2 separate regions of the Homo sapiens genome follow, and region 1 is linked to region 2. A link is a loop called in an ENCODE intact Hi-C map of the cell type or tissue named here. Cell type or tissue: upper lobe of right lung. All regions are shown on one strand. Each heading gives the region's core, and the rest is flanking DNA. Links, peaks and the distances in the headings are about the cores only. Region 1 overlaps INPP5K (inositol polyphosphate-5-phosphatase K). Region 2 overlaps YWHAE (tyrosine 3-monooxygenase/tryptophan 5-monooxygenase activation protein epsilon).

Evidence for each region. Hi-C counts contacts between places; a loop is a spot of excess contacts. Peaks named below come from ENCODE experiments on the same cell type or tissue, not always from the same donor. Only the 100,000 strongest peaks of a DNase experiment are listed, where the experiment ranks them.
Region 1: it touches region 2 in a loop (2.8-fold over the local background); 101 of 110 quality-filtered maps call a loop at or near these places.

Annotation. Positions count from the first base shown.
Region 1 is chr17:1,499,555-1,511,472 of GRCh38, reverse strand. INPP5K (inositol polyphosphate-5-phosphatase K) reads left to right here. Exons shown (of 12, transcript NM_016532.4): 4 at 1,674-1,790; 5 at 2,120-2,295; 6 at 3,247-3,358; 7 at 4,384-4,493. Among named protein-coding and RNA genes, the nearest start is that of INPP5K, 11 kb to the left of the region's middle. In upper lobe of right lung, for the core only: no CTCF peak of the experiment used is centred there; no DNase peak of the experiment used is centred there.
Region 2 is chr17:1,359,382-1,371,299 of GRCh38, reverse strand. YWHAE (tyrosine 3-monooxygenase/tryptophan 5-monooxygenase activation protein epsilon) reads left to right here. Exons shown (of 6, transcript NM_006761.5): 2 at 6,242-6,441; 3 at 9,292-9,398; 4 at 10,002-10,208. Among named protein-coding and RNA genes, the nearest start is that of YWHAE, 35 kb to the left of the region's middle. In upper lobe of right lung, for the core only: a CTCF peak has its summit at 5,696 (motif pointing left); no DNase peak of the experiment used is centred there; H3K27ac peaks cover 2,420 bases.

The sequences.
Region 1 (11,918 bases), core at 1,595-9,594, 140 kb before region 2:
CCACCCGGGGATTTCCTCCTTGGCCTCCACACTTCATTCTCCGGAAACGGCTCCTCGGGTGCCGGTGGTAGACAGCCTGAACCTGAGAGGGAGAGCTACTGGCTGCGGCCCATTCCCACCCCACCTTTTGCAGCTGCAGATAGTAGGGATCTTGGCAGTCCTAGCCCTTTGATGTTGTTTTACAATACAGGTAGCCCTACTGGTTCCTTAGCCTCCCTAAATCTTAGTTCCTCAACTACAAAACAGGGACGGTGATTCCTTACAGGCTTGGCAGGAGTAAATGAGAGAGGAGGCACTTGAGCAGATGTTAGCTATTCTCCCTAGCCTGTGCACATGTGTCCTTACCCACTGGCATTCCATGGGCGTTGCCTTCATGGACACCCAGCTGCACGCAGTATATAGTTATGGGGTTTGGGGGGAGCATTTTCTTATTTTTTTTTCACTGAGCTATAATGTACACAGAAAAGCATGCAGAAATTCAGTGTACACTTTGATGGGTTTTTGCATATACCCATGTTACCATCAGCCACATCTAGATAAAGAGCAGGCCGAGTACAGTGGCTCATGCCTGTAATCCCAGCACTTTGGGATTATAGAGGCAGGGAGATTGCTTGAACCCAGGAGTTCAAGACCACCCTGGGCAATATGGCAAGACCCTGTCTCTACAAAACAAACAAAAATAGCCGGGCATGTTGGTGCACACCTGTGGTCCTAGCTACTCAGGAGGCTGAGGTGGGAGGATTGCCTGAGCCCAGGATGTCAAGGCTGCAGCGAGCCGTGATTGCACCACTGCACTCCAGCCTGGTAGACAGAGCGAAATCCTGTCTCTAAGTAAAAAGGGAGGAATGGGGGCAGCTGGTGGATAAAGAACATTTCCAAGGAGAGAGGGAGGAAGGGAAGGGGATAAAGAAGAGCATTTCCCAGTATCCTGGAAACCTCTTATGTTCCTTCCTTTTAAGAATGCTTGGCCGGGCGCGGTGGCTCACGCCTACAATCCCAGCACTTTGAGAGGCCAAGGCAGGCAGATCACCTGAGGTCGAGAGTTCAAGACCAGCCTGGCCAACACGGTGAAACCCCATCTCTACTAAAAATACAAGACCTGGTGGTGGGCGCCTGTAATCCCAGCTACTTGGGAAGCTGAGACAGGAGAATCACCTGAACCCAGGAGGTGGAGGTTGCAGTGAGCCGAGACCACGCCATTGCACTCCAGCCTGGGCGACAGAGCGAGACTCCGTCTCAAAAAAAAAAGAATGCTGAAACCAAAAAATAATAGCTTTCAGATAATCCCCACAGCATCTATGAGATGGATTCCTACTTTATCAATGAGAAAATACACTGAGAAACTGCCTCAATGTCAAATACTAAGAATCAGAGCCAGGGTTTGAACCCAGATCTAACTTCAAAGCCAGTATCCTTAGCTTATCTTCTCTTCCCGCCACCCGCACGCCTAGGCGCAGAATCGAAAACCTCAGCCCCCAGAATGTATCATTTGGCAGCTGAGAAGAAGAATGGAAAGGCTTGAAACTCTGAGATTCAAACTGGGATATCGTAGACCCTGGAGCAGGACACTGCATGTAGCTGAGGGCTCTCTAGAGTCCCTAGCACGGAGCTTGGAAGGGATGCACTTGGCCTGTGTGGTTTAATGAGCGACCTTTGCCCTCTCTCTCCTGCAGGTCTCCCATGTCCGTATGCAGGGGATCCTCTTACTGGTCTTTGCCAAGTATCAGCATTTGCCCTATATCCAGATTCTGTCTACTAAATCCACCCCCACTGGCCTGTTTGGGTACTGGGTAAGGACTGAGCTATTGTCTGAGTCGTGAGCTGGGAAGGGCTGGGAACTGTGGAGCTGGGCAAAAGAAAAAGGAAGTGAAAGGAATCTTGGTCCTCTGTCCAGCCCAATGCATGTTTGTTCTTTTGCCTCAGAGTGGGCTTGCTATCCCTGAGGCCAGGCGAGGCGAGCTGGGCTCTGTGCATGGAGAGATCACCCTGGGAAGCTTAGTTACTGTCCCTAGGAGACCCTGCAGGAAGTGAGACTGTCTGCCCTCAGGTCCAGGATGTGGAAAGAGGGGTGTGTCCAACCCGAGTAGCTTCCCACTCTTCTGTTGACCTGTTCTACCAGGGGAACAAAGGTGGAGTCAACATCTGCCTGAAGCTTTATGGCTACTATGTCAGCATCATCAACTGCCACCTGCCTCCCCACATTTCCAACAATTACCAGCGGCTGGAGCACTTTGACCGGATCCTGGAGATGCAGAATTGTGAGGGGCGAGACATCCCAAACATCCTGGACCACGAGTGAGCCTGGGTCTGGCAGACCGTTCCCCGCCCTCTGCCCCACGCTAACCCCCACTAACCCCCACGAGTGAGCCTGGGTCTGCAGACCGCTCCCCGCCCTCTGCCCCACGCTGACCCCCACGAGTGAGCCTGGGTCTGCAGACTGTTCCCCGCCCTCTGCCCCACGCTGACCGCCACGAGTGAGCCTGGGTCTGCAGACTGTTCCCCGCCCTCTGCCCCACGCTGACCCCCACGAGTGAGCCTGGGTCTGCAGACCGTTCCCCGCCCTCTGCCCCACGCTGACCGCCACGAGTGAGCCTGGGTCTGCAGACCGTTCCCCGCCCTCTGCCCCACGCTGACCCCCACGAGTGAGCCTGGGTCTGCAGACTGTTCCCCGCCCTCTGCCCCAGCTGACCGCCACGAGTGAGCCTGGGTCTGCAGACTGTTCCCCGCCCTCTGCCCCACGCTAACCCAAGCCAGCATCCTCTGCTCCATCACGGATCCCCCAGCCAGTGTCGTCAGTGTTCTGGCTCCCACCCTCTCCCTGACCCTTCCCTGGTGCCCATCTGCTGTCTCCCCTTGCTTTGCCTGCCTGGGGTCCCCTTCCTCCAGCCCGTCTGTCTTGCTTAGAAACCCTGAACACTTGGGAACAGGTCAAGGACCTTGTGGCTCCTGAGGTCACCAGGAGGGCTTCTCAGCCTTTCCTCGTGACCAGTTAAGGAGAGGAAGGAAGGGCCACAGCCTGCTCTGTGTTTGCCAGAGCAGGCTCTTTGGTAGGTCTCTCCGGTTTGAATGGTGGTTTAGGAGCCATGAGAACAGTTCCAGAGGACCCACGCGTGCCCTGGCGTCTCACTTGCCCCTCAGGTTTTCTGTGCCCCAGCAGCCCTTGGGTTGAGCAGGCTGAGCCACCTGGTGATCTCCCTTCCCCGACTTCATCACAAATCCTCAGGCTGCCCTCCTTTTTTTCTGAAGCCTCATTATCTGGTTTGGAGACATGAACTTTCGGATCGAGGACTTTGGGTTGCACTTTGTTCGGGAATCCATTAAAAATCGGTGCTACGGTGGCCTGTGGGAGAAGGACCAGGTATCCAGTGAGGGGAGGGTCCCAGGGGGTGATCTGAGCCCACGGTGGGGGCCATGTGAGCTGTGCAGAGTGTTGCTAGATGCCCTCGCTGCTGTTTTCTTTTGCCCAGGTCTGGTGGGGGAGGCTGTCTAGCAGGGCTTCGCATCCAGGGGTGAGGCAGCCACGCCTGATCTTCACATGGAAAAGCCAGGGTAACAGACCCTGGATGTGCTTTAGAATAGAGAGTCAGATACAAAGCATGAAATGAATTATTTAAAAAAGAAGAATAGGGGCCGGGCACGGTGGCTTATGCCTGTAATTCCAGCACTCTGGGAGGCCGAGGTGGGTGGATCACCTGAGGTCGGGGGTTTGAGACCAGCCTGACCAACTTGGAGAAACCTCATCTCTACTAAAAATACAAAAAAAAATTCGCCGGGCGTGGTGGCACGTGCCTGTAATCCCAGCTACTCGGGAGGCTGAGGTAGGGGAATCGCTTGAACCCGGGAGGCAGAGGTTGCAGTGAGCAGAGATAGCGCCATTGCACTCCAGCCTGGGCAACAAAAGCAAAACTCCATCTCAAAAAAAAAAAAAGAAGAAGAATAGGGAACCAGAAGGGCTTTGCACCAGGTACCATCATGCGTCAGCCCATCGTGTCCCTGTCGTCTTTCCCATCCCCAGCCTCGTTTCCCTCTTGGAGGGTGAGGTGCCCCTTTGGAGAACCCTGGCTTCCCCAGGTTCCCCTCTGACACATGTCTGCTAGTGATCTCCCCTAGAGATGGAATTCCAAGTTGGGTCCCTGCAGTCTAAGGACTGGGAAACGGCAGACAGCTGCCTCCCCTGGGCCTTGGTAATGTTTCCGAAAGGATTCGCCTGCTTTCTGGTGGGAGTGGGCTGCTGAGTAGTCACTGGGGCAGTGAGGAATTGGAGTGGCATTGCTTGACTCTTGCCCCATTTGTGACGGCATGTGCTGATCCCTTGAATGGAGTGTGGTACTGGGCCACTGGGTCGAGACTACTGGGAGACGGGGACTATGACTTTGTCTGCAGCTCAGCATTGCCAAGAAACATGACCCGCTGCTCCGGGAGTTCCAGGAGGGCCGCCTACTCTTCCCGCCCACCTACAAGTTTGATAGGAACTCCAACGACTATGACACCAGGTGAGGAGGGAGTGGGGGGCCAGAAGGTCTAGGAAGTCAGGTTACACTGACCCTGCTGGCATGGGAACTGTCTCAGAATAGAAGTGTTAGGGGGGGCAGGAATTGGTCTAGTCATCCCCTCTCCAGAGTGGCACCTCCTGTCCACTTCATGAGGCGCTGACTCGGGGAGCCGTCCCAGATCTCGAGAGAGTGGGAGGAAAGCCAGTGCCAGCAAGGGCAGGAGAGGTGTGTAGGGGGTGGGGGTGTTACAGATAGAACCAGAGGAGAGGGTGGAGCAGCTGCCTCCTGACCTAGGAGGGACTGCACTTCAGCTTCGGGAAACCCCAGACCTTCTGGTCCCCAAACGGGGCAGAAAGCTTGGCCCAGCCAGTTACTGGTATTAAGGACGCCTGCCCCAGCCTGTGAATGGGTCAGGTCTTGTGTGAGAAGGTGAAGTAGTAGGTAGAGAGTTTCATCAGGATCAGTGTAGAGATCATGAGTCTGGTAGTTAGAAGCACGGCTCTGTCTTATTTTAGCCAAAGCGTTTAGGCCTTGATTTTGTCAGCTATAAGGTGTGGATGAGAAGAGCACACACCTCATGAGGCTGAGGACTGAAGGAGGCCGTCACCCAGTAACCATGGGAGAGAACGGCTATTGTGACTTTTCGATTCATGCCGGCTGGGCGCGGTGGCTCACACCTGTAATCCCAGCACTTTGGGAGGGCCGAGGCAGGTGGATCACTGAAGGTCAGGAGTTTGAGACCAGCCTGACCAACATGGTAAAACCCCATCTCTACTAAAAATTCAAAAATTAGCTGGGCATGGTAGCGCGCACCTGTAATCCCAGCTACTCAGGAAGCTGAGGCAGGAGAATTGCTTGAACCCAAGAGGCAGAGGTTGCCGTGAGCCGAGATCTCACCGCTGCACTCCAGCCTGGGTGACAGAGCGAGACTCCGTCTCAAAAAAATAATAATAAAATAAATAGATTCATGTCTTCCCGTGATAGATTTACTAAAAACCTTTCTAAGAAGCTGAGAAGGGGCCAAATAACCACCAAAACCTGAGAAAGAACCACTGGCAACATGTCCCTGACTCATTTTGGGGCAAGGAACCTAATCTCTTTGAAGAAAAGAAGAGCCCCTTACATGTCATGAGGGTCTTTGTTCCAGCGGGAGCAGCTTGTTCATTCCTCCTAGCTGGAGTGTCTCTGTGAGGGAGGCGGGAGGTACCGGCAGGGCAGCCCAGGGCTTTGGGATTTAGCCAGGGAAGAAATATCTCCACAGCCAGACCAAGACAAGAGGTAGAACTCAAGCTTGGTTCTGGAAGTGTTACAGCAAAGCCAAAATATCCTTGTCAAGGAAAGGGGGAAAGAGTGAGCCGATTCAGCAGTGTGGAGCAAGACAGGGTAGGGTCGTGAGCAGGGCCGTCCACAGAAGAGGAGGCAGTGGACGCTGGGGAAGGGACCCGCCCTGGGCAACAGAGCAGGCAGGAAAGGAGGTAAGAGGCCAGGCTGCAGCAGGATGGCCGGCCCAGATCAACAGCTGCAGGGAGACTGCCAGTCTCTGCAGCCATCCATTGGAAACAAGAGTCCTGGTGGGAGCTGTAAGGACAGGGTAGGGCCTTGGGTGGGGAGGGGGTGCTTGAAGCCAGGAGTTCAAGACCTGCCTGGGCAACATAGTTAGACCCCGTCTCTACGAAAATTTAAAAATTAGCTGGGTGTAGTGGCATGTGCCTGTAGTCCCAGCTACTCAGGAAAGCTGAGGCAGGAGGATCACTTGAGCCCAGGAGTTAAAGGCTGCAGTGAGCTGAGATTGACTCACTGCACTCCAGCTGGGCAACCCTGTCTCCAAAAAAAAAAATCCTCTTTAAAAACTTACCAGCAGGAAGAGAGCTGCTGGCAGGCCCTACGGCCAGGCGTCCCCTTCTCCCAGCCCTATGGCAGAGAGACCTCCAGGAGACTGAAGTTTGTTGCAAAAGCTGGATCTGGGCTGGAGTTGGCAGGGTCAGAAAGGGTAGAGAGCTTTGGAGAAGTTCAAGGGCTTCCCCAGGTAGCTCAGCCAGTGAGTGGCAGAGCTGGGGCTGAGACTGATCTCTGAGTCTGTAGCCCACAGTACTTTCCTCAAGCCCATCGTACCTCAGGATTCATGGTCATCCTTGCCAGCAAGAGGAAAAAGGATGGCACGGTGAGGAAGGCAGACTCCCGCTAAGGAGGAGGCACGCACCTATTTCCAAATAACAGCTCATTGTGATTGGCGTGCAGGTGTGCGCCAAGGCTTTGCCTGTATCAGTTCCTACCATGTCCTCGTTAGGTAAACAGTGTTATTATTGCCTGTTTACAAGGAAAGCAACTGAGTCTCAAAGAATATATAAGTAAGGAGTAACAGGCTTCTTCATCGCACGAGGATTGGAACTCATATCTGTGTCTGTAGACTCATGAGCCTTCGGTACTGCTTCCCTTTGGCTGGAGCCCAGGAAATGCAAGACTGTCTGGGCGGGAACAGGGGACATGGTAACTGAAATACTCCTGGCTGGGGCCAGGATCCAGGGGCAGCTGGGAGTTTTGCAGTGAGCAGGGCCTGAGCCCACCTGGGGAACAGATATTCCTGTCTAATGACACTGTTATTTTATCCTTGGAAACCCAGTTGAGACATCACTTCTCCTAGGACGCCTTCCCGGCCCCTCCTCATCTCACTGAGAGTTCCTCTCCTGCCTTGTGCCACCCCCAGCCTTGCGCATGCCATGCTTTCAGTGTTGCTTTTGAGACACAGCGTACCTTTCTTACTGTACTGTGATTGCCCAGAGAGCAGAGACGATCTGATTTAGGACCATCCCTGGGAGTAGCACAGTACCTGGCATATGTTACCAAGCCTGGGAGTTAGTCAATAGAAGGTTTCCAGAACTCCGTGCAGAAGGTTGGAGCAAATGTTAAGGAGGTGAACAGCTAAAGCTAGGAGAGGCCTGTCAGACTTCCTGTCAAGGACAGTATCTTGAAGGAGGCACAGAGTTTCGCAGAAAGCAGAAAGGCGGGCTTTCCAATCAGTCAGCACACTGACGAGAGGAACCTGGAGGGGGCCGGTTTGATGAAGTGACTGTGAGCGTTAGTGTGCTGGGCCAGCCACTACGGTGTCCCTGAGCCAAGATGTAATGAGAAACGAGGCCAGCTCCCTTATAGGGAGGGCAAAAGGGCTGAGGGCAGGGCGGGAATCCTGCTAAAGTCCGGGGTTACACTGGAGTTTTGTTATAGTTGCCACTGTGAGCCCAGACAAAGTGTTTTATTTTTTTCGAGACAGAGTTTTCTTCTTGTCACCCAGGCTGGAGTGCAATGGCATGATCTTGGCTCACTGCAACGTCCGCCTCCTGGGCTCAAGTGATTCTCGCCTGCCTCAGCCTCCTGAATAGCTAGGATTACAGGCACCCGCCACCATGCCTGGCTAATTTTTTGTATTTTTAGTAGAGATGAGGTTTCACCATCAGAGTGAGAACCCTCCCCCTGCAAAATTTTTTTAAAAGGCCTGGTGTGGCCGGGTGCGGTGGCTCACGCCTGAAATCCCAGCACTTTGGGAGGCCAGGCGGGTGGATCACGAGGTCAGGAGATCGAGACCATCCTGGTGAACACGGTGAAACCCCGTCTCTACTAAAAATAAAAAAAAATTAGCCGGGCATGGTGGCGGGCACCTGTAGTCCCAGCTACTCGGGAGGCTGAGGCAGGAGAATGGCGTGAACCCAGGAGGCGGAGGTTGCAGTGAGCCGAGATCACGCCACTGCACTCCAGCCTGAGTGACAGAGCGAGACTTCGTCTCAAAAAAAAAAAAAAAAGGCCAGGCGTGATGGGTCACACCTCTAAACCCAGCAATTTGGGAGGCAGAGACAGGATGATCACTTGAACCCAGGAGCTCAGGTTCAGCCTGGGCAACATGGTGAAACCCCATCTCTACAAAAAAATACAAAAGTTGGCATGGTGGCACATACCCGTAGTCCCAGCTACTCAGGAGACTGGGGTGGGAGCCTTGCTTGAGTCCAGGAGGTTGAGGCTGTAGTGGGCTGTGATCACACCACTGCACTCCAGCCTGGGCAACAGTGAGACCCTGTCTTAAAAAGAAAAAAAAAACAGCTGGGCATGGTGTGTACCCCTGAAGTCCCAGCTCCTCAGGAGGCTGAGGCAGGAGGATCATTTGAGCCTCGGAGTTCAAGGAGGCTGCAGTGAGCTAGGAGGACACCACTGCACTCCAGCCTGCATGACAGCAAGACCCTGTCTCTAAAGAAAAACAAGGTGGAGTGGAGAGAACTTGGTTAATTTGTACACGCTCACTTTGCTTGTTTCTTGGATTTTGCTAAACAGGCTCCTCAAGGACTTTGTCCATCCTATTTCTCATATCCCCAGTTGCGGGGCACATAAGAAGGGCTAAGTAAATCTTGGTATGCCCAGTGATCAGCCTGGCCGTGGCAAGGAAAAGGAAAAAAGGGGGGTGGGGGTGGGCTGAGAGTCCTGAGGAGGAAGGAGAGACAGGCTGTGGTCAGGGCTTGGGGAAGACCCTTACATGACAGCATATATGGGCTCCAAACCATCACAGGGAAGTTAGGGAGGGAGAATGCTTTGAAAGAGAGAACGTGCATTTGTGTGGTTCATTACCAAGTTTGTTTGTTTGTTTGTTTGAGACGGAGTCTCGCTCTGTCGCCCAGGCTGGAGTGCAGTGGCGCGATCTCCACTCACTACAAGCTCTGTCTCCCGGGTTCACGCCATTCTCTTGCCTCAGCCTCCTGAGTAGCTGGGACTACAGGCGCCCGTCACCACGCCTGGCTAATTTTTTGTATTTTTAGTAGAGACGGGGTTTCACCATGTTAGCCAGGATGGTCTCCATGTCCTGACCTCATGATCTGCCCGCCTTGGCCTCCCAAAGTGCTGGGATTACAGGCGTGAGCCACCGTGCCTGGCCCTATGTTTGTTTGTTTTTTTCTTTTTTTTTTTTGAGATGGAGTCTTGCTCTGTTGCCCAGGCTGGAATGCAACAATGCAATCTTGGCTCACTGAAACCTCCGCTTCCCAGGTTCAAGCGATTCTCCTGCCTCAGCCTCCTGAGTAGCTGGGGTTACAGGCACATGCCACCACGCCTGGCAAATTTGTGTGTGTGTGTGTGTGTGTGTGTTTTTAGTAGAGACGGGGTTTCACCATGTTGGCCAGGCTGGTCTTGAACTCCTGACCTTGTGATCCGCCCGCCTCAGCCTCCCACAGTGCTGGGATTACAGGCGTGAGCCACCGTGCCCAGCCCCATTACCAAGTTGTAAGCATTGCTAGGCACCTGCTGTCCAAGGCAGATTCAGGGACGCAGTGTCTGTGGTCTCTGGGATGGGAATACCACATTCCAGTGCCCTCTGAACACTCCTTAGAAGAGTGAAAGATTGGAAATGACCCAAGGAGCCAACAGGCAGACCAGGGTTAGTCAAAGTTACCGCTTCGTGACCACCCCCTTGACGCCCTTTAATTTCATTACTGCTCTTTGAAGTAAGTACTGTTATCACCCCGTCTTAACAGCTGAAGAAACTGAGGCTTAGAGAAATGAAGTCACTTGCCCAGGGGCATACAGCTCTCAATTAACAGGACGGACCCTTCCCCCAACTGGTCTCTGATTCAAAAGTCTGAGCTCACCACTGTAACGCCATTCTCCTCAGTTGCTAGAATACTTACTCTTTTACTGTTGAAGGGACACCAGTACATTGGGAACATTTATTTAAAATAGCAGTTGAATAGGCCAGGCACGGTGGCTCACGCCTATAATCCCAGCACTTTGGGAGGCCGAGGCGGGCGGATCACAAGGTCAGGAGTTCAAGACCAGCCTGGCCAGCATGGTGAAACCCAGTCTCTACTAAAAATACAAAAATTAGCTGGGCATGGTGGCTCAACGCCTATAATCCCAGCTACTTGGGAGGCTGAGGCAGGAGAATCGCTTGAACCCGGGAGGCAGAGGTTGCAGTGAGCTGAGATTGCGCCACTGCACTCCAGCCTGGGCGATAGCGAGACTCCGTCTTAAAAAAAAAAAAAAAAAAAAGCAGTTGAATAAAGAAGGAGACAAAAATAGTGTTTCCAACTGCGAGTATATGGAGCTGTAAACATTAAGATTAGACGGACATTTTTGAGGGACGAGCTTCAGCTTGGGTTTTTAGTAAGTGTACCTGGTTATTGAGTACCTGTGTGCCAGGATCTGTGCTAATGCTGAGGATACACAGGACACTCCAACAGCTAAGTCCTTGCCTTCAGGGCTTACACCTAAGTGACATGCTGAGTGGGAAACAGAAAATTGCAATGTAGTGTAATCGTATAATACTGGTATAAAATGTTTCAGTGGCCGGGCGCGGTGGCTCACGCCTGTAATCCAGCACTTTGGGAGGCCAAGGCGAGCAGATCACGAGGTCAGGAGATCAAGACCATCCTGGCTAATGCGGTGAAACCCCGTCTCTACTAAAAATACAAAAAAGTTAGCCAGGCATGGTGGCAGGCGCCTGTAATCCCAGCTATTCTGGAGGCTGAGGCAGGAGAATTGCATGAACCTGGGAGGCGGAGCTTGCAGTGAGCCGAGATTGCGCCAGTGCACTCCAGCCTGGGCAACAGAGCGAGACTCCGTCTCAAAAAAAAAAAAAAACTTTGGAAGCAAAAAGCTAATGTCTGGGATGGTTTCGGCAAAGGCCTCTCCCTGGTGAAGAAAGGTGTTCCAGGCAGCAAATACTGCAAAAGCAAAGGTCCAGAGGCTTGAGAGAGTCACCAAGGTGGAGTGGGTCTGGGGAAGTGGTGTGAGATGAAGGATGGGGTGGTCAGACTCCTGAGCCCCTTGAAAGCCCTACTTGGGGACTTTAACTTTATTCTGGAGGCAGTGAAGATGCCTTAAAGGTTCTAAAATAGCCGGGTGCCCTGGCACATGCCTGTGGTCCCAGCTGGTCAGGAGGCGGAGGTGGGGGGTTGCTTGAAGCCCAGGCATTTGAAGCTGCAGTGAGTTAGGATTGTGCCACCGCACTCAGCCTGGGCAACACAGCAAGACCCTGTCGATGGATTGATCAATCAATAGGTAGGTAGATAGGATTCAACACAGTGAGACCTGTCGATCGATCAATAGATGAGATAGAGTGTGTGAGACCCTGTCTATAGATTGATTGATTGATTGATCCAATTAGGCTTTATTACTCTGGGTTGATTCAAGAAAGGAGATTGTCCATGAAGGGGGTGGAACCCAGAAACCGCAGCTGTCCTGCTCCCCCGCCACACACACACCCCACCTCCAGGAGTCAGAGCTGCTGGTCTCCAGGAGGGCAGGGCCTCAAGGACAAGGTGGCCTTAGAAACTGCCACAGTAGTTGCTTCGGAAGGCTGGGTTATGGGTCAGAGACTCGTCTTTGGTCAACTTCAGTTACCTAGAGGAGGAATGCATTTTGTCTCCGGAGCGTATTACCTTTTCCAAACCC
Region 2 (11,918 bases), core at 1,242-9,241:
CAGCCTGAGGAACATGGCAAAACCCTGTCTTTACAAAAAAATAATAAAAATTAGCTGGGCGTAATGGCGTACACCTGTAGTCCCAGCTACTCAGGAGGCTGAGGTTGGAGGATCGCTTGAGCTGGGGAGGTTGAGGCTGTAGTGAACTGAGATGGTGCCACTGTATCATCTTGGGTGACAGAGTGTGACTCTGTTTCAAAACACACACACACTACCACACACTCACACACAGTACTTGGTCACCCTGGAGCTCTGATGTAGTTGTGTAAGGAGAGCAATGTTTTTTGATTTTTTATTTTTTGAGAAGGAGTCTCGCTGTGTCGCCCAGGCTGGAGTGCAGTGGCACTATCTCAGCTCACTGCAGCTCCGCCTCCCGGGTTCACACCATTCTCCTGCCTCAGCCTCCTGAGTAGCTGGGACTACAGGCGCCCGCCACCATGCCCGGCTGATTTTTTTTTGCACTTTTAGTAGAGACGAGGTTTTCACCTTGTTAGCCAGGATGGTCTCCATCTCCTGACCTCGTGATCTGCCCACCTCGGCCTCCCAAAGTGCTGGGATTACTAGGCGTGAGCCACCGCTCCCAGCCTGCAATGTTGTTTTTATGCCTGTTAACACAGCAGGTAGGCAGATCACCTGAGGTCAGGAGTTTAAGACCAGCCTCACCAACATGCTGAAACCCCGTCTCTACTAAAAATAGAAAAGTTAGCCGGGCGTGGTGGCGCCCACTTGTAGTCTCAGCTACTTGGGAGGCTGAGGCAGGAGAATTGCTTGAACCCTGGAGGCAGAGGCTGCAGTGAGCCGAGATTGTGCCACTGCCTGGGCTACAGAGCAAGACACTGTCTCAAAAACAAAAAACAAAAAGTTGTTCTGGCCAGTCGCGGTGGCTCACGCCTGTAATCCCAGCACTTTGGGAGGCCAAGGCGGGCGGATCACAAGGTCAGGAGATCGAGACCGTCCTGGCTAACATGGTGAAACCCCGCCTCTACTAAAAATACACACAAAAAAATTCACTGGGCATGGTGACGGGCGCCTGTGGTCCCAGCTACTCGGGAGGCTGAGGCAGGAGAATGGCGTGAACCTGGGAGGCGGAGCTTGCAGTGAGCCGAGATCACGCCCAGGCACTCCAGCCTGGTGACAGAGCGAGACTCCGTCTCAAAAAAAAAAAAAAAAAAAAAAAAAAGTTTTTCTGTGGGTAAATGCTGTCCAACAGCGTCAGATGCTACAGAGAAATCATGCAGGAAAGGAAAAGCCCATCAACATGGCAGACTTCATTGTCTTGCCACGGCCACTCCAGCCTTCAGCAGCCATCACCCTAAGCAGTCAGTAGCCATCAACATCAAGGCAAAAACCTTCCAACAGCAAAATATTATCACTTGCTGAAGGCTCAGATGAGCATTAGCATTTATTAGCAATAAGGTGTTTTTAAATTATGTACAGTTTAGACATAATGCTGTTGTACACTTAATAGATTACAGTGTAGTTTAAACATAACTTTTCTATGCACTGGGAAACACAAAAATTCATGTGACTTGCTTTATTGCAATATTTTTTTTTGCAGTGCTCTGGAACTGAACCCGCAGTATCTTCCAAGGTATGCCCGCACCTGAAATGTGCATAAGAGACAAGTGTGTAGAGGCGGAAAATAGATTGGTGGTTGACCGGGCTGGGGTTCGGGTACATGGGAATTGATGGTTAATGGGTTTGGGGCTTTTCTTTTTGAAGTGATGAAAATCTAAAATTATGATGATTGCAGAATTCTGTGAATATACTAAAAACCATTGAATGGTACAGTTTATTTATTTTTTGGAGACGGAGTCTCTCTCTGTTACCCAGGCTGTAGTGCAGTGGAGCCATCTCGGGTCACTGCAACCTCCGCCTCCCGGGTTCAAGCAAATCTCTTGCTTCAGCCTCCTGGTTAGCTGGGACTACAGGCGCCTGCCACCATGCCCAGCTAATTTTTGTATTTTTAGTAGAGACGGGGTTTTACTATGTTGGCCAGGCTGTTCTTGATCTCCTGACCTCATGATCCACCCACCTCGGCCTCCCAAGGTTTACAGGGGTGAGCCCCTGCTCCCGGCCGAATAGTACACTTTAAATGGGTGAATTGTTAGGTAGGGGAATTATATATAAATAAAGGTATTATTAAAGGGATAATTGTTGCTTCTATAATTTTACCACACAGTCTGTGCATTGTTTTGTGTATATGTAAAAATGAAAGCATTTATGCTTGAATCTGGAACAGTAGAGTATCACTGAGTGTTACAAATATATTTCTCTTTGCATTATAAAAATACTAAGTCTTCGTTGTTGAAAATTTGTAAAGCACAGAAATTTGAACAAAATTAAATCATAAGGAATGATATTCGAGATATGTAACTTAAATTTTTGGTAGTATTTGATGTCTGCATAGTTTTTCTGTATGTAATATTGTAAAGCCTTAAAAGAATTAATGGCACTGTTTTTGTGTAGCTGGGTTACTTAAGATTTACTTTGCGATCAGTTTAGAAAGTTTAATTACAGGCTTACCTCTGAGTTATGTTTGACTTGCTGATTTTTGAGAATTAAACTAGTATGGAGGTACGATTACCTATTCCACTGCTTCTAAATTTAGACTGTTTCGTGACTGGTTTAGAAAACAAAATTGGGCATGTTTTAGATGAATGCTTTCAGACTCCTACAAATGAATTAATGAGTGGTCTTATTACCATATTGTAATACTTTTTTTTTTTTTTTTTTGAGACAGAGTCTCACTCTGTCGCCTAGGCTGGAGTGCAATGGCGCGATCTCAGCTCAGTGCAACCCCTGTCTCCGGGGTTCAAGCGATTCCCCTGCCTCAGCCTCCCGAGTAGCTGGCACTATAGATGCCTGCCACCATGCCTGGCTAATTTTTGTATTTTTCTTTTTCTTTTTTTTTCCTTTTTTTGAGATGGAGTTTCGCTCTTGTTGCCCAGACTGGAGTACAGTGGCGCGATCTCCACTCAGTGCAACCTCCGCCTCCCGAGTTCAAGCAATTCTCTCGCCTCAGCCTCGAGTAGCTGGGATTACAGGCATGTGCCACCACGTCTGGCAAATTTTTTTGTATTTTTAGTTTCTCCATGCTGGTCAGGCTGGTCTCGATCTCCCGACCTCAGGTGATCTGCCTGCCTCGGCCTCCCAAAGTGTTGGGATTACAGGCGTGAGTCACCGTGCCTGGCCTAATTTTTATATTTTTAGTAGAGACGGGGTGTCACCATGTTGGCCAGGCTGGTCTTGAACTCCTGACCTCAGGTGATCCACCTGCCTCAGCCTCCCAAAGTGCTAAGATGACAGGTGTGAGCCACAGCACCCAACATGTCATCCTTCTTTAATGGTTCAGAATTGCATTTAAAAAATCAGCTTGAGGTGTACAGTTAAACGTGCCACTTTTACATGTACAATTCTGTGACCTGTCCTTTGCACAAAAGCCCCTCAGTTCACCTCTGTACCTTGATAACCATTTGCTTTCTGTCTTTTTAGTTTGTGTTTTTTGCAATTTGATATAAATGGAATGATAAAATCCTTTTAATCTGACTCTTTTCACTTAATATGATGTTTTTCAGATTCTTCCATATTGTTGCTTGTATCAGTTAATTATTTTTCTCCCCTCCCGTCTCCTCTTCTCTTTCTGGACACAGAGTCTCTCGCTTTGTCATCCAAGCTGGAGTACAGCGTTAGGATTATACAAAGTAATTGTGGTTTTTGCTGGCAAAATGCGCAATTACTTTTGTACCAACCTAATAGCTCACTGCAGGCCTGAATTCCTGGGGTCAAGCAGTTCTCTTGCCTTAATCTCCTGAGTAGTTGAGACCGCAGGCACACACCACCACACCCAGCTAATTTTTGTAGAGGCAGAGTCTCACCATGTTGCCCAGGTTGGTCTCAAACTACTGGGCTCAAGTAATCCTCCTGTCTTGGCCTCCCCAAATGCTGGGATTACAGATGTGAGCCACTGTGCATGGACAGTTAATTCTTTATTTTTGAGTGGTATCCCATCTTACATATGTGAACATCAGTGTGCTTATACATTTCCCCTCTGGATGCACATTTGAGGGGTTTCCACTTTTTGGCTATTATGAATAGAGTTGCTGTGAGTGAGTGTGTAAAAGTCTTTGTAAAGATTATTTTTCTTCTGGATGATGCATAGAATTGGGATTGCTGAGTCATATGGTACATGTTTATTAAAACATTGCCGAATATTTTTCGAAGAGACTTTACAAAATATGGCTTAATTTTTTTTATATTCCCGAAAGGATTAATTTTTGAAACATATTTTCCTGGATACATTAGGCACACTCCCCTTAATTTAATAGTGTTTTGGTTTTTGTTTTGTGTTTTTTTTTGAAACGGAGTCTCACTCTGTCACCCAGGCTGGAATGCAGTGGTGCAATCTCAGCTCACTGCAACCTCTGCCTCCCAGGTTCAAGCAGTTCTCCTGCCTCAGCCTTCCTGGTAGCTGGGATTACAAGCGTGCACCACCATGCCCAGCTAATTTTTGTATTTTTAGTAGAGACGGGTTTCACCATGTTGGCCAGGCTGGTCTCGAACTCCTGACCTCAGGCGATCCACCCACCTTGGCCTCCCAAAGTGCTGAGATTACAGGTGTGATCCACCGTGCCCGTCCAATTTAGTAGTGTTTTATGAAGTCACCATCTCTTTCATACCTATTAGTTAAGGTATGCTTATGCTTAGGGTGTTAATGAAAGCTAAGGATGCTTATTTAAATGCAGATTCTTTCTTTTGGTTTTTTTTGAGATGGAGTCTGCTCTGTTGCCCCAGGTGGCATACAGTGGGGCGATCTCAGTTGCAATCTCTGCCTCCTGGGTTCAAGCAATTCTGCTGCCTCAGCTTCCCAAGTAGCTGTAATTACAGGCGCGCACCACCAAACGCAGCTAATTTTTGTATTTTTAGTAGAGACCGTTTCACCACGTTGGCCAGGCTGGCCTTGAATTCGTGACCTCAAATGATCTGCCCACCTTGGCCTCCCACAGTTCTGGGATTATATGCATGAGCCACTACATCCAGCCTATTTTTATTTTTATTTTTATTTTATTTATTCTATTTTTTTTTTTTTGAGGTGGAGTCTCTGTTGCTGGGCTGGAGTGCAGCGGCATGATCTTGGCTCACTGCAATCTCCACCTTCTGGGTTCAAGCGATTCTCCTGTCTCAGTCTCTAGAGTACCTGGGACTACAGGCGTGCATCACCACGCCCAGCTAATTTTTGTATTTTTAGTAGAGACAGTGTTTCACCATGTTGGCCAGGATAGTCTTTATCTCTTGACCTGGTGATGTGCCACCTCGGCCTGCCAAAGTGCTGGGATTTACAGGCATGAGCCACTGTGCCCAGCCTCTGTTTTTATTTTTTAGAGACAGGGTCTCGAACTCCTGAGCTCGAGTGATTCTCCTGCCTCAGCTCTCAAAGTGCTAGGGGTATGAGCCACTTACTCCTGGCCCTAAAATGCAGATTCTTGAGTCTCATCACCAAAGATTGAAACGTGGGTAATGTTGGAGAGCCACATGGTAATATGGCATCAAAAATAAGTTTTTATTAATGTATTTATTCAGTTACTATTTCTTGTGCTGTTTGTGGCGCTTTGCATTCACACGCCGTTGTGTTTCCCTATGCTTGCGGTAGATGCCAAGGCTTTTCTGGGCCCCTTTCTTTGCTCGCCACCTAGTGGTAACAAGTAGGAATCATCAGAAGTTTTACCAATGAAGGAGCTTCATACGAGGAAGGATAGAAAACATCCAAAGTCTGTTGGTGGCCAACCATATACTCCGTATATTTTTGCTGTATGAACAAATTCCCCTTCCTTTTGTATTTTTGGAAATACTATTTATTTGTGAGACAATACATTTTAGAACCTGTAAATTCTTAATCTTTCTCTTAAACTGACAGCTCATTTTTTTTTGCTGGAAAATAGTTAGGTGTGCCTAATTACCTTATTTAATGAGAGGTGCTTTCAGACCACACTAAATTATATTAGATAGTATATGAAGTCTTTCTCACTCCACCTAACTACCTTCTGGAGTCTTTGTATTGGCTCTTAGTTTGGTTTCCTTTACATGTTTTTGGCTTTTTACTCATATTAGTTTTGATGATTATGAAATTATTTTTGTTAAAATGTTTTTTTCGCAGTAGCTTGACAGAAAAAAACTACTTTGAAAGGAATATGTTAAGAAAACTTCAAATTTGTAAGGTCTGACTTTTCCTTTTCCCATACAGAAATGGTGGAGTCAATGAAGAAAGTAGCAGGGATGGATGTGGAGCTGACAGTTGAAGAAAGAAACCTCCTATCTGTTGCATATAAGAATGTGATTGGAGCTAGAAGAGCCTCCTGGAGAATAATCAGCAGCATTGAACAGAAAGAAGAAAACAAGGGAGGAGAAGACAAGCTAAAAATGATTCGGGAATATCGGCAAATGGTGAGATTGTTGTGCCATCATCCCCCCTTATCCACAGTTTGAGTTACCTGTAGGACGGTACACTTAAGATTTTGAGAGAAAAGGAGACTACATTCATATAACTTGTATTACAGTATGTTATAATGTTTCTGATATTGATCTTTGTGCCTGGTTTATAAGTTAAACTTACCCGTGGCTATGCATGAGGACAAAACATAGTCTGTATCAGGTTTGGTATTTTCCATGGTTTCATCACATCCACTGGCAGGTCTCAATGGATCCCTCTTGGATAAGGGGGAACTATTGTATTTTCAAGCAAAATGATGACTGTTTTTTAAAAAAATATGGTGGGTTGGCCAGGCGCGGTGGCTCAGGCCTGTAATCCCAGCACTTTGGGAGGCTGAGGTGGGCGGATCACGAGGTCAGGAGATCGAGACCATCCTGGCTAACATGGTGAAACCCCGTCTCTACTAAAAATACAAAACATTAGCTGGGCGTGGTGGCGGGAGCCTGTGGTCCCAGCTACTCGGGAGGCTGAGGCAGGAGAATGGTGTGAATCCGGGAGGCGGAGCTTGCGGTGAGCCGAGATCGCACTGCTGCACTCCAGCCTGGGTGACAGAGCGCGAGACTCCATCTAAAAAAAAAAAAAAGCACCCAAAAACCAATATATTGGGTTAATTTGTCTGATTCCTCTTTTTTTTTCCCTGAGGATTATTTAATGAAGTTATTTTACTTACTGTGGGTGTATATACATATATAAAATGTTTCTTATTGTAGGTCTTGTTAAAAAAAAGTTGGACAGCCATCACTGTAATGCAGCAGTTTTCAATTAGAGGTGCTTTTGTACTTCAGAGAACGTTTAACAATGTCTAGAAATACTTTTGATTGTCACAACTTCTGGAGGGTGTTCCTAGCATCTAGTGGGGTGGGGACTGGGGTGCTGCTAACCATTCTACTGGGCACAGCACGGGCCCCACAACAAACTGTCGGGAGTGCTGCTGTTGAGTAACCGATTCTAGTAGAAGAGACAGGCACGTAAATACAGGAAAGAACAGGGAAGAGAATTACAGGGCAGGTGGAAAGTGAGGTTGGTTGGGGGAGGGAAGGGTGGGGGAACCACAGTTACTGACTCGCCAGCTGTACTGGGCACTGTCCTGAGTAGAGAAATATTTTTGTTACATGTATTTGTGCAAGGTAGTACATGAAATCTTTAAAATGGCACTGGAAGGGGGAGGTATTATCCCAACTATGAATGCACAAACCAGGGTTTTGGGTGTTTGACATACCTGAGGTCACATAGAAAGTTGTGAGCTGGGGCCTTCCGTGGTGGCTCATGCCTGTAATCCCAGCACTTTGGGAGGCCAAGGCGGGCAGGTACCTGAGGTGAGGAGTTCGAGAGCAGCCTGACCGACATGGTGAAACCCCGTCTCCACTAAAAATACAAAAATTAGCCAGGCATGGTGGCGGGCACCTGTAATCCCAGCTACTCGGGAGGCTGAGACAGGAGAATCGCTTGAACCCAGGAGGTGGAGGTTGCAATGAGCCAACGTCGAGCCACTGCACTCCATCCAGCCTTGGCAACAAGAGGGAAACTCTGAATCAAAGAAAGAAAAAGTAAAAAATAAAGAGTCCAGATGTCCTGATGAGTCCCTAAATAGAAATAATAAGAGAAGAGGAACTGAAAAAGGAAGCCACGGGCCAAGAGTGGAGTGTTGCAATTCAGACTTCTAGTATGGAGCAGCATGGTCATGGGTGTGGACAAGTGAAAGTCTAGGAGTAGAGAGCAAAGAACTCTGTTGAATGGAACATGGCTGCACCATACCTTGGTGTGATCTCAGGTATTGGGTGGGTTTGCTGTAGATACTCAGTGAATCTGGGAGAAGGGTGTAGAGATCTATTGATGACAAAAACTGAGAAATAGAATGTAGATCATCAGCTTGTGAGGAGGAAGAGTTTGGAGTAATAGAGCAGTCATTGAGTATGCAAGGAGCTAGGAGAACTTAGAAGTCTTCCTTCTCCTAGACCAGTCTCTATTGGAAAAGCTGTCAGGGATGTCGTTTATTCAGAAAGTAGTTTTGCTTGGGATAAGGATGTGATTATAGAAGAAAAAGAGAGAATTTTCTGCAGTGAAACGGAGGTTCCAGGGGCACGGAGAGGACCCTCATGAAAGGTTCAGCAGTAGTGCTGCATGAGTTAATAGCAAACAGGAAGCAAGCTGAGGATGTGCGTTGAGAGGTGGTGTGCGTGTTCAGCATGATCAGTGGATAGAGATGGGTGGCAGTAGCTACTTTGGTAGATAGGTTTTCGGTGTTTTAATAGTTACGGATCTCTGCCACTAAAGGAATTGCCTGGTGAATGTTGTTAAGGATGTGAGTGCTGAAGGCAAACTGCCTGGGTTTAAATTTTGATTCTGTCCCTTGCAGCCTGCCTGGGTTCAAATCCTAGCTCTGCTTATTAAATTCTTATTTAATTGTTGATCTTAGAGCAATGTCTTTACGTTGCTACCTTGTGAAAGAAGGTAATTCATGTAATTGACCAGCATTTACCAAGAAGCATCAGTGTTCAGTTTTAGTCATTGGTAATTCTGTAGCTGTACTGTGGTACTGTGAAGGGGGTGTGGGGGCTGGCGTGTGTGCGTGCCTGCATGTGTGTGTGTAACAATAGGCAGCATGCAGAAGGGAAAAGATACTTTTTATAACCTAGAGGCAGCTTTTCTCTGCTTTTGTGTCAAGAAGGAAGAAGGGAGTTTGGAGAGGGATACAAATTCTTTTTAATACTAAGCTCTCTACCTCAAAACCAGAGATAGAATATGTAATAATTTGTAGAATTTCTAGACTTAATCTGATTTAAAAAAAATTTTTTTTTTTTTAGGTTGAGACTGAGCTAAAGTTAATCTGTTGTGACATTCTGGATGTACTGGACAAACACCTCATTCCAGCAGCTAACACTGGCGAGTCCAAGGTTTTCTATTATAAAATGTAGGTTCTATACTAGAAGGGAAAATGTAAGATTGAAAGTTGGTCCTTTTAGAACCATAACTTTGTTCTATGTAGGTTTTCAACTTTTATTTAAGAATAATTGTTCAATGTTAGAAGGATAGTTAATATTGTAATGAAAAGGTGGTTGGGCTATTATGAAAATGTATTAGCTTTTGCTTATTTATATTCTTTTGTTTTTGTGAGACCTATCCCATTCCCCTCCCCCAAACGGCATACATTTCACAGTGCTTAGTGTTATATATAGACATTTTATTTTATGATTAATAAACTGTCATGCCATTCCTTGGAACCACTTGCTTGTTTAATTCTGGTCTATCAGGTGATAATTTTATTAATTTTTAGAGGCTCCTCAGTTAATTTCCTGGGATTTTTGCTTATATTTAGTAATATGAAATGTCTAAGGAAAAAAATGAAACGAAGCCAGTTATTCCTGAGAGTGTTTAAAATTATTGAAGTACACCTAATTGTTACATATATTTTTGTCACATTTTATATAATATAGAACAATTTTAGCTTATTTTCCTTTAAAAATCGTTCCTAGTTTAAATTTTTTTTTTTTTTTTAATTTTGGTTTTGTTTTAGGAAAGGGGACTACCACAGGTATCTGGCAGAATTTGCCACAGGAAACGACAGGAAGGAGGCTGCGGAGAACAGCCTAGTGGCTTATAAAGCTGCTAGTGATATTGCAATGACAGAACTTCCACCAACGCATCCTATTCGCTTAGGTCTTGCTCTCAATTTTTCCGTATTCTACTACGAAATTCTTAATTCCCCTGACCGTGCCTGCAGGTAAGTTGTGGGGAAGAACAGCAGCGCTCAGCGTGAAAGTTAAGGGGGGCGCTGTTTGGGTTTTCCGTGTTGTTTCTTGGGCCTGTCTTTGTAGACTTGGCTGCATAGTAATTCTTTTGGCTCTTACTGAAACTACTTTGGATAGTATTAAAACAGACCTGTCTCAACCCACTAGCATAGCAGTCAGCATAATTATTTTGATGTGGGATATTTTTGTTGCTGGTAGATTGAAATCTAACATGTTAAAATGAGTAGAGGAAGGAAATGAGAGGAATTAGAATTATTTTAATTTTTGTTATATTAGTTTTCAGTCTTTTTTTAAATTTGAGACCATGTCTCACTCTGTCTCCCAGGCTAGAGTGCAGTGGCGCCATCTCAGATCACTGCAGCCTTCACCTCCTGGGTTCAAGTGATTCTCCTGTCTCAGCCTCCTGAGTAACTGGAGTTACAGGGGCCTGCCACCATGCCCAACTAATTTTTTTTGTATTTTTAGTAGAGACGGTGTTTTCACCATTTTGGCTAGGCTGGTCTGGAACTCCTGACCTCAAGTGATCCGCCCGCCTTCGCCTCCCAAAGTGCTGAGATTACAAGCATGAGTCACCACACCCAGCCAGTGTTCTGTTTCTATGGGCATGTTTTTAATAGTTACTCTCGTAGCAAACATAATTTTATATTTTCTGTTTTAGCATAAACAAGTTTCAGTCTTACTAATGTGTGTTAAACTGTTCCCCCATTTATACTTCAGCTTGTTCCCAGTTTTTGATAATGTAGATAAATATGTAAGGAATATTTATACGTACATAACTTTTTACTTTTAAAAAGTTGTGATAGCCTGGGTGCAGTGGCTCACGCCTGTAATCCCAGCACTTTGGGAGGCTGAGGTGGGTGGGTCACCTGAGATCAGGAGTTCGATACCAACCTGACCAACATGGTGAAACTCTGTCTCTATTAAAAATACAAAATTAGCCGGGTGTGGTGGTGCATGCCTGCAATCCCAGTTACTCGGGAGGCTGAGACAGGAGAATTGTTTGAACCCAGGAGGCAGAGGTTGCGGTGAGCCTCGATTGCACCAGTACACTGTAGCCTGGGTGACACAGTGAGACTTTTTTTCAAATCTCTCTCTCTCTCTCTCCCCCTCTCTCCCCCCCTCCCCCTCCTCCCCCCCTCCCCCTCCCCGTCTCCCTCTCTCTCCCCGTCTCCCTCTCCCTCTCGCCTGGGCGACAAAGCGAGACTTTTACACACACACACACACACACACACACACACACACACACACACAACAATTTAGTGGCACCGAATACATTGACAGTGTTGTGTAATCACCACTATTTGAAAACTTTCTCTTCACCCCACACAAAGCGAATTATAGCCATTAAACAATCAATAACTTCATTTCCCCTCTCCCTAGCTGCTAGTAACTTTTATTTTACGTTGTCACTATGAATTTGGCCCATTCTAGATACCTCATGTAAGTGGGATCATATAATATTTGTCCTTTTGTGGCTGTCTTTATTTCATCTAGCGTAATGTTTTTATCCATGTAAAAGCATGGATCAGAGCTTCAGTCCTTTTAGTGACTGAATTTACACAATTCATTTTATGTATTTTGCACACATTGTTTAGTCATTAAACTTTTGGTGGTCAGTGGGTTTCCACCTTTTCCCTATGGTGAGTACAATGCTGCTATGAAAATGGGTGCACTAAGTATTT